2 separate regions of the Mus musculus genome follow, and region 2 is linked to region 1. Evidence: chromatin contacts called from ENCODE POLR2A ChIA-PET data. All regions are on one chromosome and are shown on one strand. The core of a region is the stretch at or near the end of the contact, and the rest is flanking DNA. Distances in the headings are between cores, read along the strand shown. Region 1 holds the start of Nfic (nuclear factor I/C). Region 2 overlaps Celf5 (CUGBP, Elav-like family member 5).

Region 1 (5,561 bases), core at 705-3,204:
GTTGTCCCTGGCTGAGGCTTGGGGCTGGGTTGCCCTGTGCTGGACCCAGTTGGTGGAAGTTTGTGTTGGTGGCCATGTCTCTCCCTTAGTGCAGTTGTGTTAGGGACAGTTCCAGAGGCAACTGTGGTAAGAATAACAACAGCAAGATGCCTTTATTTTTAGATAGCATCTCTCTCTGTAGACTAGGTTTGACCACAGAGATCCACCTGCCTCTGCCCCCTGAGCACTGGGGTTAAAGTCATGCACCACCATGCCTGGCTTTAATTTGTATATTTAGATTTATTTCTGTTTATTTTGTTATTTATATCTGTGTGCCCCACATGTGGGGGTGTCGGGGTCCCACGACCGTTGTGAGCTGCCATGTGGGTGGTGCTGGGAACCGAAACTGGGTTCCTCTGCTAGAGCAGCTGGGACTGTAACTGCTGAGCTGTCTCTCCAGCACCCTGACTTTTTATTTTTTTAACAAATGGGTCATATGCAGCTGAGGTACAAGTCTAGTGTCCTCCTGAGCCTCCCGATGCACCCTTGGCACATGGTCACCTCGGTGCTGGTGTCTGCTTGCATCTCCACAACCCAGAACATTAGACACCCACGGGGAAACTGAGGTTCAGGGAGAATGATGTTTATTGGCTGGGACAGAGCCACACATGCACACTATGCATGCATTGAACCTGCTGTGTGCTGTCCCTAATATAGGGAGGTGATCAGTATGGGCTCATGTAGCCCAGGCTGGCCTTTGGCTTCTGACACTCCTGCCTCTTCATCCCTGCTGGGATGACAGGTGTGGGCCCTGGTGTCCTGGACATCCCAAGGGCGCGCATCCAATCTGACAGGTGGTTTGGTCAGTATCCGTGGGTACTCCTAATAGTGTCACTCACAGGCATCTCCTGGGGTATGGACCAGGTGGCCGGTGTGCCAGGCAGGCACCTGGGACCCGACACCCCAACCAGTGGTTTCCTTCTCTGGGCCTTGGCTTCACTGGAATTACAGTGATAACGGATTAAAGCATCTTACTGCTCTGTAGCACACTCTCCCCCCAGCCCTCACATCCCATGTCCTTGGGTCCCTGGGAGAGAAATAATTGAAAAAGGCCTAGACTTGTGAGTGGACACTGGTGGCCGGGGTGGGGGTGTGCAGGCTTCTTCAGACGCTGCCTTCAGAAAGGTGATCTCCAGCTGGGCAAGGCCCAGCATACCTGTCTTCCCAGGAGGCTGAAGTAGGAGGATCCAGAGTTCAAGGTCATCTTTAGCTACATAGTGAGTTCAAGGCCAACCTGGGCAACATGAGACTCTGGCTCAAAAATAGTAATAATTAAAAGAAAGGAAGGAAGGGAAGAAAAGAGAAGAAAAATGAAGTTAGTTGGAGTGAGATTTCCCTGTGCCTCAGATTCCCCAAATATGAAATGGGCAGCCTGGACACTGATCTAAACTTGGGGACCTGGTTGGCCTGGATCACCCCACTCTGCTCTTTATCACACAGTAGTGTCAGAGCCTGGCCTGGCCTTGAGTCCTGCACCGCACCCTTCCCAGGGACCCCATACCTGCTGCTAGACCACTTATTGGCTTTTTAAGGGAAAGCCTCCCACACTGGTCCCCCTCTACCCTACTGGCAGTGGCCACTTTGAGGGCACAGGTGAGGGGACAGATGGAGTTTGGGGTACAGTTGGGGGCAGAGGCAGGCTGCTGCAGGGACTCAGGTGGGATGTGGGGGGCAGCTAAGGGCTCAGCCCCATCTCGTGGACCTGATCGCTGTGTCCTCCTCTACAAATGGATAGCTCTAGAGGGAGGGGACTAGGGGGTCCGCGTGTAGAGACATAGTTTGTTTGTTTGTTTGCTTGCTTGTTTGCTGTCGGCGATTTCTTTGAAAGTTGGATGCGGGCGGCAGGGAGGGAGCGGGGGCGGGCGAGAGGCGGCGCGGGGCGGGGAGGACGGCGGAGGGAGGAGCGGGAGGGCGGCTGCAAAAATGACTCAGTAAGTTCGGCGGCCGCTCGGCCTCTGCGCCTCCGGTGCCAGCGCCCCGGGATGTATTCCTCCCCGCTCTGCCTGACCCAGGTACGCACCCCGCTCCCGGCCTGGCCCCGGCCCGCACCCCGGCTCCACCTGGAACCGCATTCTTGCAGTCTGGAACCTCCCCTCCGCAGCGGGGGTGGGAAAAAAAAAGCGCGCGCGTCCTCTCTACCCACCCTCTTCCAGGCCAGGGTGTTCCTGGCATGGACCTGGGGTGCGGGCAACTCTTGAGATTGGGGATTCCATCCTCGTTAAGCTTGATTGCACACTTGGAACCCCATTTTCTGGGCCCCCACTTTGATCTAAATCGGCTGTTTTTGGAACTCTCTCTCGTCTTGGCTGGATGGGGGGGGGGGCTGGCGTCCTCCCCACAGCCCTCACCCTTTGCACCCAGGAAGTCTGGGTCCCCTCCAGATGGAGAAGAGAGTAGGTGTCCGCAGGAAGCACCCCACCCGCACGTAGAACGCTCCCCACCCGCCCGTAGGACTGATCTTGGGGTTCCCTGCTGCACTGTAGGTCTCCCTAGCTGTGCGGTAAAGGGACCCCTAGACTATTTGTTCGCGAGTTCTTGGTTTCCCAGGTGGCCGCCCCCCCCTCCAGCTGGCAGTGTCCCCCTCCATTTCAGGCCCACGTGTGCGCGCGAAGGGGGAGGGGCGCGCGAAGTTGGCGCGCGGGGGGAGGGGCAGTCTTGCGGGTGTCCATCGCGGGTCCCCCCCCTTCCCTGGCTCAGCTCCCCCCCAGCTCCGCATTGATTCTTGAATTATTGAGCCGAGCAGGCGCTGCCAGGCGGCTGGCGGGAGGAGCAGAGGCCAGGGCTGGAGGAGGAGGAGGAGGAGGAGGAGGAGGAGGAGGAGGAGGAGGAGGAGGAGGAGGAGGAGGAGGCCGCGGCGGCGGCAGGGGACTGGCGGACACTGCGTACTAGGTGGCCAATCCAGCACCTGCCCTGCTGTGCCCCTCTGGCTGGGTTCCAGCATCTGAGGGAGAGTGGGGAGGGGTGCATCCATCCCTCCAGGGGACCCCCCTTCAAGGAGCCCCCCAGCTGTGTCTGCCCCCTGGAATCATAAGCCTGTCTTTTCCAACTCCACAGCCTCTTGTGATTTTTTTTTTTTTTTTTTTGCTGTGTCTGCCTCAGTTTCCCCTGAAAGAGAGTGAGACATAGTGGTCTCCAGACTGTGTTGGTTCTGGGAATTGCAGTTGTCTGATGTCCTGAGGAGAACTTTGTGAGGGCCATGGTTGTTTTTGCCAGGGAAGACCCAGGTAGCCCATCTCAGGGACAGGATCCTGGGGTCCTCCACTCCTGCGGGTCCCTCCATCTTGGTAAGAGGTGCAGTTCTGTGATCCCCAGGGGAGACCCTCATACTGAGGGAACCCCAGCCTGCCCTACCCAGGGTTCCCTGGTGACCTTGGATAAATGCCTGCCCCTCTGCAGGCCTCAGTTTCTACTTCAAGTGAGATTTGAGGAGTGGGTCACCCCACAGCCCAGGGCAGGCGTTGCTCAGTTGCCGCCAGAGCACCGGCATTGGGATGTAATTGCTGTGTGACCCCAGGGAGACTGGAGTCTCTGTGCTGACTGACTACTGGTGGCTGAGAGGTCTGAGGCAGACGTGGCCGGCTGGAAGGCAGCCTGGGCACGTGGAATTCCCCGTCCTGGCCTTCTGGAGGCCTCCATCCAGGCTGCTGCTGGGAGCTGGGGGCGGGGGCAACCCCAGTGCTGGCTCCAGCCCTGAGGACTTAGTGTGGCCTTGGCCTCAGTTTCCCCCATAGGAGGGTGTGGGTCGATCTGGCAGGAAGGATGCCACCCCTGTGATCTCCCACTCACCCCCTCCTACCCTGAGGGAGTCCCCCATGGGATCTCAAGAGTCCCCTGAATTCCAAGTGTGGTCTCTCCAGCTCCACACAAGCCCAGGCTGGACAGAAGGACCCAAGGAGCAACGCTGCAGCCCCCCAACCTCTCCGCCCTGCCCCCCCCCCACATGTCACTCATGGTGTCTGCCTTGACCTGTCTCTGTCTCTGTCTCTCTGTCTCTCTTCACCCGTCCCTCCTAAATCGGCTAATTTTACAGCCAGGGTTCAGACTGAAATAACTCCTTTGCTGATCCAACCGGATCCTACCGGGAGCCTGGCCCGGGGCGGGGTTGGCCCTGATGTCAGTGTCCATGCCAGGGCACCAGGTGCCCAAGAGAATTCTGGGAGCTCCATGGGTCCCCTGTGCCGTCTGTCACTCTGGGTGGTGACTCAGGCCCCTTTTCACTTTTACTCTCTGGAGGAAGCAGCCGTTACTTCCATGAATCCCAAGCTGAGGTGTCCCCTCCCCCTCCCCCTTCCTCCTTCCCGCCCTCCCGCCCCACGTTAGTTATTCCGGGTTTGGGGCCAAATCCCTGTTGGCTGAGGTTGAGGATTCCCTGGGCCTGAGCTGAGGCCACCTCCCTCCTCCATTCATTCCTCCTCATAGCTTTGCGGCTCGCTGCTTCCATCCTGGCAGTGGGGAAACTGAGGCAGTGCAGGGTTGACGTTTGGGGTCTCCTTCCAGAGGGGGATGGGATCAGAGACGATGAGAAGTGTCCCAAGGCAGCACAGCATGGGCTTGGTCCTCAGTATGTCCATGAGTGGGTTCACAGTGACAGCCCTGTCCCCATCCCCTCCTCTCTGCAGAAAAGGTGCCTCTGCCAGGGCCAGGCCTGTAAATCAGGGCGCTGGATTCTGGCGAGTCAGCGTTCTGGCCTCTCCCGCCACAGCCTCTGCTCCCTCTCCGGCTCTTCCTGCCTGCGGGAGCGGCCGCCCTGCATCAGACACAGGAGCCTCCCGCCTCCTTCCTGTCCCCCTCCTTCAGACCGGGTAGTCCCCCCTCCCCAGTGCACAGGGACCCACCGCCCCTGGGCATGCACACTCACCCCACCCCTACCCTAGGTATGCTTAGATACTCAGAAATGGGAGTCCAGAACCTCAGTGACTGCCTCAGCTCTTGCTGGGGGGGGGTATTTTTTATTTGCTGGACATAGGGTGTGGCACGCAGTAGGAGCTCAGAAAATGCCACCAGACACAGGTGGTGGCACACAGTGGGTGTTCCATGAATGTTTGGTGGTAAATGCCCACTGATATGTCACCTCACACAGAACTGGGGAGCCAGGGTGGTGTGCCCTTCAGATACCCACAGATGCCACACTCATTGTCCAGAGCTGGGTATACAGTTGATGCTCAATAAATGCTGCTGCTTGTGGCCAATGGCTTAGCTCATAGGCGTTTCCCAGCTTTTCTTCATCCTGTTGCCTAAGTGATGCAGACTTGGGGTGGGAAACAGTGGTGACCCCCAAACACTGTGAAGGTCAGATGTCACCCACAGGTGTCTCCTTAGTCAGGATCAGTCTTATCCTGAGCCTCTCACAGGCGCCTCCCCCAACCTCACCTTCTGCCCTGATTTTAACTCTGAGTAGCTCCTGAAGCTGCTGGGTGCATGATAAGTTCAGATACATGCATGGGATGACTTGGAAGGTCACCAGGCAGTCGGGCACTTTGATCCCAGCCTTCAGGGGGCAGAGGCAGGAAGATTTTTGAGTT
Region 2 (5,234 bases), core at 2,731-5,230, 38 kb before region 1:
ATCCTGCACTAACTCTGGATCCTAGGCCTTAACTCTTCACTGAGAGCTGTCTCCATGTTGCTTCCTATCTTCCTGTGAGCCCCAGCTCCTGACTAAGTCCCTGAGCACGGGTGATTGGTCCACTGTCAGGTGCCATGTCCTATCCATTCGCTGGACACAGGGGACCTCCACGTGTGGGTTGCAAGTGGGTTGCATGGTGCCCCCAATCCTTTTCTGACCTCTGGATTTTGCCCCTGCCTTGAGGGTATGGCTTCAGCTAGGAACCCCACCCCACCCCAATCTTTGTCCCAGACATGACCCTTGAACCTACATGCCCCACTTATCGCTGTGGCAACCTCCAAGACACTACAGCCGTGTCACCACATGGCCAGGCTCAGGATGACAAGCCCTATCACTTCTTCTGTGGTCCCGACTCTTCTGATATGGAGTCAAACATGGCTGGCATGGCTGCTCTCATCTATGGGGAGCACTAGAGTCCTGGCTACCCTGTCCTCCTATTCCAATGACACATACCGTCCTTACAGGGAGCGTCCTCCAGCCTGGTGGTCAAGTTTGCCGACACGGATAAAGAGCGGACATTGCGGCGTATGCAGCAGATGGTTGGCCAGCTGGGCATCCTGACGCCGTCCCTCACCCTGCCCTTCAGCCCCTACAGTGCCTACGCCCAGGCTGTGAGTGGCCCCAGCACACGGATGCTGAATGCAGACTGAGCTGCAGTCCCAGGCTGAAAGCCCAGATCTTGATGGACAGCCCTAACCACAGCCACCCTCCCTGCTTGGCCCAACCTGATGGTGGGCAGAGTGCTAATGTCCCAATTGGCGGAAGCCTAGATCCCACCATACCTAAATCTGCATTCAGCCCAACTCTGGCTCCACCCTCACGGCTGACATCACCCCAGCTCCTGGCTCAGTCTTGACGGTTGACTAACCCTAAGCGTAGCCTCAGTTTCTGGCAGCACCATGTTCCTTCCCTAGGCAGGCCGGACCCCAATCTGGATGCAAATATTGAACCCTGTTTCTAACCCTAGCTCCGAGTCAAAGCTGGACCTTGATCCTGTGCTGCACCAGGCCCTGTATCCCACACTGACCTCGGATCTCAGGCTGAGTCCTAATAGCCTGATCGATCTCTGATCCCAGAATGAACCTTAATCGAAGTCTGAGCCTCAGTTTCTAGTGGAAGTCTAAGTCTAGACTGAGCCTTTTTGCGGAAACCAAATGTTAACGCCTGCTGGACCCTGATCCCAAGCCAAATGCTGATCTGGGGCTGAGCCCTAAATGGCTGACTGATCCTGAGACCCTCCCCCGCCCAGTGCCCGACCCCGGTAGTACTGCTTCCACTCACACCATCTTTGTCCTCAGCTCATGCAGCAACAGACAACAGTGTTGTCCACCTCTGGCAGCTACCTGAGCCCCGGTGTGGCCTTCCCTCCCTGCCATATCCAGCAGATTGGTGCCGTCAGCCTTAACGGTCTGCCTGCCACGCCCATCGCTCCTGCCTCTGGTGAGAGCAGCTCCTGGGAAGTCTCAGGACAAGTGGGGAACCGGCCACGTCTGGGCCCCCGTGTCTGACCTCTCTCCCTCCTAGGGCTACACTCACCCCCACTGCTAGGCACTGCCGCTGTTCCCGGCCTGATGGCGCCCATTCCCAATGGCTTCCCCGGCGTCCTGCCCTTTCCCGGGAGTCACCCTGCCCTGGAGACTGTGTATGCCAATGGCCTTGTGCCCTACCCAGGTAATTGGGAGAGTGCTCCAGAGCCCAGGACAGTGTCTGGAGTGGGTCTGGCAACTGAGGGACATACCTAGGTCCCCCACAGCCTTACACCCTATGTGTGGCAGGGCAGAACAAGGAATGGCTAGGCAGGTGTGGGCACAGGAAATGGCTGAGGAGGGAGGCTACGTCACAAGCACACACTTGGCAGGTTGGTTCTGGGTTCAGATTCCAGTTCTGGCTGGTTTCTAAACTGGAAAATGGGACAAATGACATCAAAGGCTGGATGGGAGCACGGATGGGAGCCAGTGTTAGGCAGATGTCTCTTCTTGTTTGCTGTGAGAGATGGAGGTCGAAGTCATACTGGGTAGTTCAGATTTGCCTTCAATTCCCTGTGTGTGCAGGCTGCTCTTAGACTCCCTCTGTAGCCCAGGCTGGCCTTACACCAAGGGCAGTCCTCTAGCCTCTACTTCCCAAATGCTAAGATAATAGCTGTGAGCACCTGCACCTGGCTAAATTCTTCATTCTGTAGTTGGCTCTGGGCTTTGTCAAAGTGAGGCAGGGTAGGCCTGAGCTGCCAGCCTTGAGTGCTAATGGCCCAAACCAGGAACTGGGTGGACCCTAAAACACTCAGGGGTCCCCACAGGCTGGATGAGGGAGTCTGGGCAGGGAGTGGGGTATGGCAGATGACCCTCAGGTGGGGGGTTTTCCTGGGTGCTGAGGGGGACAAGGTAGGAGGCTGAGGGGTGATGGTCACACGGCTTCACTTGACTTCTGTTGTTTGCTATGGGTGTGTGTGTCGCTGGCAAGTTAACCTACATCAGAGATGCAGTTTCCTTGGCTTGCCTGTGGGGGTTAACACAGAAGGGAAGCTGGGTGTTTGTGGATGTCAGCGCTCAGTTCCTCCTCTGCCCTGCAGCTCAGAGCCCCACTGTGGCAGAGACCCTCCATCCTGCCTTCTCCGGAGTCCAGCAGTACACAGGTAGAGGCAGCCCTGTCCTGACCACTCACCTCAGGTCTCATCCATCTGCACACGTCCCATCCTCCACAAGACCCCTAAGGAATGTACAGTCCCTTAAGTCTGGGGCTCCCCACGTCTCATCCCCAGGTCCCTCCAAAGCCAGGGCTGCCTCTGGCTGTGTACCTTATGTAGCTCTGCCCCACCTAACTTTGTGAATCTAACCCCACCTCTTGAGGCACGCACCCACTCAGTGCCTTGCCCATGAGCCCTTATACCCACCCTAAAGGCAGAGCCCTGCTCAACTAAGTTGATTCATTAGACCTGGTTCCAACCTTGCCCTTCAGACCCCTGTGGAGCTCCACTCTTACACCCTTCCTGCTGTGGCCACGCCCCTATCCCAGCCCTCAATTCATAGCCCTTCCCTCCACTATGCCCCAGCTCCACTCAGAACCCCATGCTCCACTTTGGCCCCACCTCTTGGCCAAAAGTGGTTCTACCCTCCAATGGCCCTGCTCCCTGTGGGGTGAGGCAGGGCTGAGGAATGGAGGGTGGGACTAGGGCTCAAGGGTGTGTCCAGGGCCAGAGAGGTAGGGCAGTGGCTGAATGGTGGGGCGGGGTTAGGGTTGAGAGGTGGGTCGGGGACTGGGCGGGGCAAGGGACACGGTTGGAACTGGTCAAGACCAGGGTCTGGGGACAAGGTACAGCCAGAGTGGTGGTGGGAATAGAAAAGGGTAGGGACAGCTGAGGAGCAGGATTAGGGCATAAGGGGTAGAGTTAGGACCTGAGGAGTAGGCTCGTGGCACAAGGAGCAGGGCCAGGGCCACAGCTTATGGGGAACCAGAATGAAGGGCAAAGGCATGGAGGAAGGCAGAGACGTGGAGCAACAGTCCCGGTCTACCCCTTAGCCACGGACCTGCCCCTCAAGCTATGGCCCCACCCACTCTACCGTCATCTGACCAAGTCACCTGCCCTGATGCACCTGTCTTAGCCTTGCCCCTCAATACATCCTCAACTCTGGCCCTCTTTGCCTGTCTCAGTCCCCGTCCTGGCTGTGCCCCGCTTCCAGCTCTGGCCCTACCCAGTCCCTCCTGCGTTTCTGCCTTCATCCCCTCAGCCCTGGCCTTACCTCTCTGGCCCTGGTCCCACCCCACTTTCAGCTCCATCACTGCCCCTCGACCCACCCAAACCTGGCCCTAGGCCCGGGTTCTGCCCCTTGTCGCCATCCTTCAGCCCTTATCCCACTCCTCGGTCCCGCCCTTGGTACTGGTCCTGCCACTCAGCGCAAGTCCCAGCCGGGCCCCACCCCCTAGGCACCGCCCCTCAGCCACAGCCCCGCCCCATCCTGTCGCAGCCCAGCCGAGGCCTCGCCCCATGGCTCTGTCCTCGCCCTCTGCCCTGGTCGGTCCAACCACTCGGTGATGCCACAGCCTAGCCGCACCCCTTGGCCCGGGTCTGGTCCTCAGCACCGGCACCGGCACCGCCCCTCAGTCCTAGCCCCGCCTCCCCTCGGTCTGGCCTCGCCCTCTGCTCTGGTCCTGTGGCTCAGTATGGCCTCTGCTCTCCGCAGCCATGTATCCCACCGCGGCCATCGCGCCCGTGGCACACAGCGTTCCGCAGCCTCCGCACCTCCTGCAGCAGCAGCGCGAAGGTGAGGCGACCCCTGCCAGCCCCACCCTCAACTGCACTGCTGACCTCGCCCCTCCATGGAACGGCGGCCCTTGAGGTTCCCACCCCCCAATGGACAAGCGAGGAAACCCCCTTTTTGGTGCGCGTTTGTGCGAGAAGGCTTCTTGGGTAAACTGAGGCCTTCCCAGTGAAGCCAAGCCTGTGGAGGGCATGCGGGAGAAAGCAGGAGTCCGGAGTCCGAGGAGGTATCTTGGGTAAACTGAGGCCTTCCCAGTAAAGTGAGGCTGTGGAGGGCATGCGGGAGGAAGCAGGAGTCCGGAATCCTGCGACCCAAGGCCACTCACATCCTCTTCTGACTGGGCACGGTGATCAGAGAGTACTTAACGACCTGCCTCAGTTTTCCCATCTGGAGCTCAGGTGTTCTGGCCCCACCTGTGTAGACAGAGACATTGAGAAGTTCCTGGTGTGTGGGCCTTCCGGGAAGTCCTACTTTTACCTACCTATGGACCAGGAAGGCCTGGGGAGAGGTGGAAGGGGGAGCCTCAGGCCACCCTTGTGGCAAAGCTGCCCTCACCTGTGATGGGGGCTCACACTCCAGGGTGCAGGGGATGGGTTCACAGCCGAGCCCTTGGACTTTGAGGTTAGCTGGTGCCCCTGGATTGTCCCACACGAGGCTGCACTGTGTCTCTTGGACACTTTGTGCCCGAGGCCACCAGCAGGATGTGCTTGTCTCTTGACAGCCAAGATCTGAAAGCTAACCACAGATGACATCAGTGACACTTGGCCATGCAGGCCCCTTCTAGGTCCCCCTTCAAATTCAGGACAGGAAGATGGGTAAAGGTGCCTGCCACCAAGCAAGATAAATCCCATGTCCTCTGCCCTCCACACGCGCCCCTAAAATTAACTATATAGACAGAGAAACAGACAACATCTGTACCTT

The links. ChIA-PET counts read pairs that join two places held with the same protein, here RNA polymerase II (POLR2A).
Region 2: POLR2A ChIA-PET joins it to region 1 with 11 read pairs in embryonic stem cell. The contact joins the enhancer-like site here to the promoter of Nfic in region 1. POLR2A ChIA-PET finds 5 or more read pairs at or near these places in 3 of 5 experiments (Patski and embryonic stem cell).

The regions. Positions count from the first base shown.
Region 1 is chr10:81,423,566-81,429,126 of GRCm38, reverse strand. It overlaps Nfic (nuclear factor I/C), which reads left to right and starts at 1,954. Exons shown (of 10, transcript NM_008688.3): 1 at 1,954-2,051. The coding sequence starts at 2,022. It overlaps Gm51811 (a long non-coding RNA gene), which reads right to left. Exons shown (of 2, transcript XR_003949025.1): 2 at 4,949-5,561.
Region 2 is chr10:81,463,422-81,468,655 of GRCm38, reverse strand. It overlaps Celf5 (CUGBP, Elav-like family member 5), which reads left to right. Exons shown (of 12, transcript NM_001374703.1): 6 at 525-671; 7 at 1,359-1,500; 8 at 1,585-1,731; 9 at 2,627-2,689; 10 at 4,236-4,316. Among named protein-coding and RNA genes, the nearest start is that of Celf5, 17 kb to the left of the region's middle. Within about 2 kb of position 3,980, at least 1 of the 3 ENCODE cell types and tissues checked has a DNase peak (open chromatin) inside an H3K27ac peak, as active enhancers do.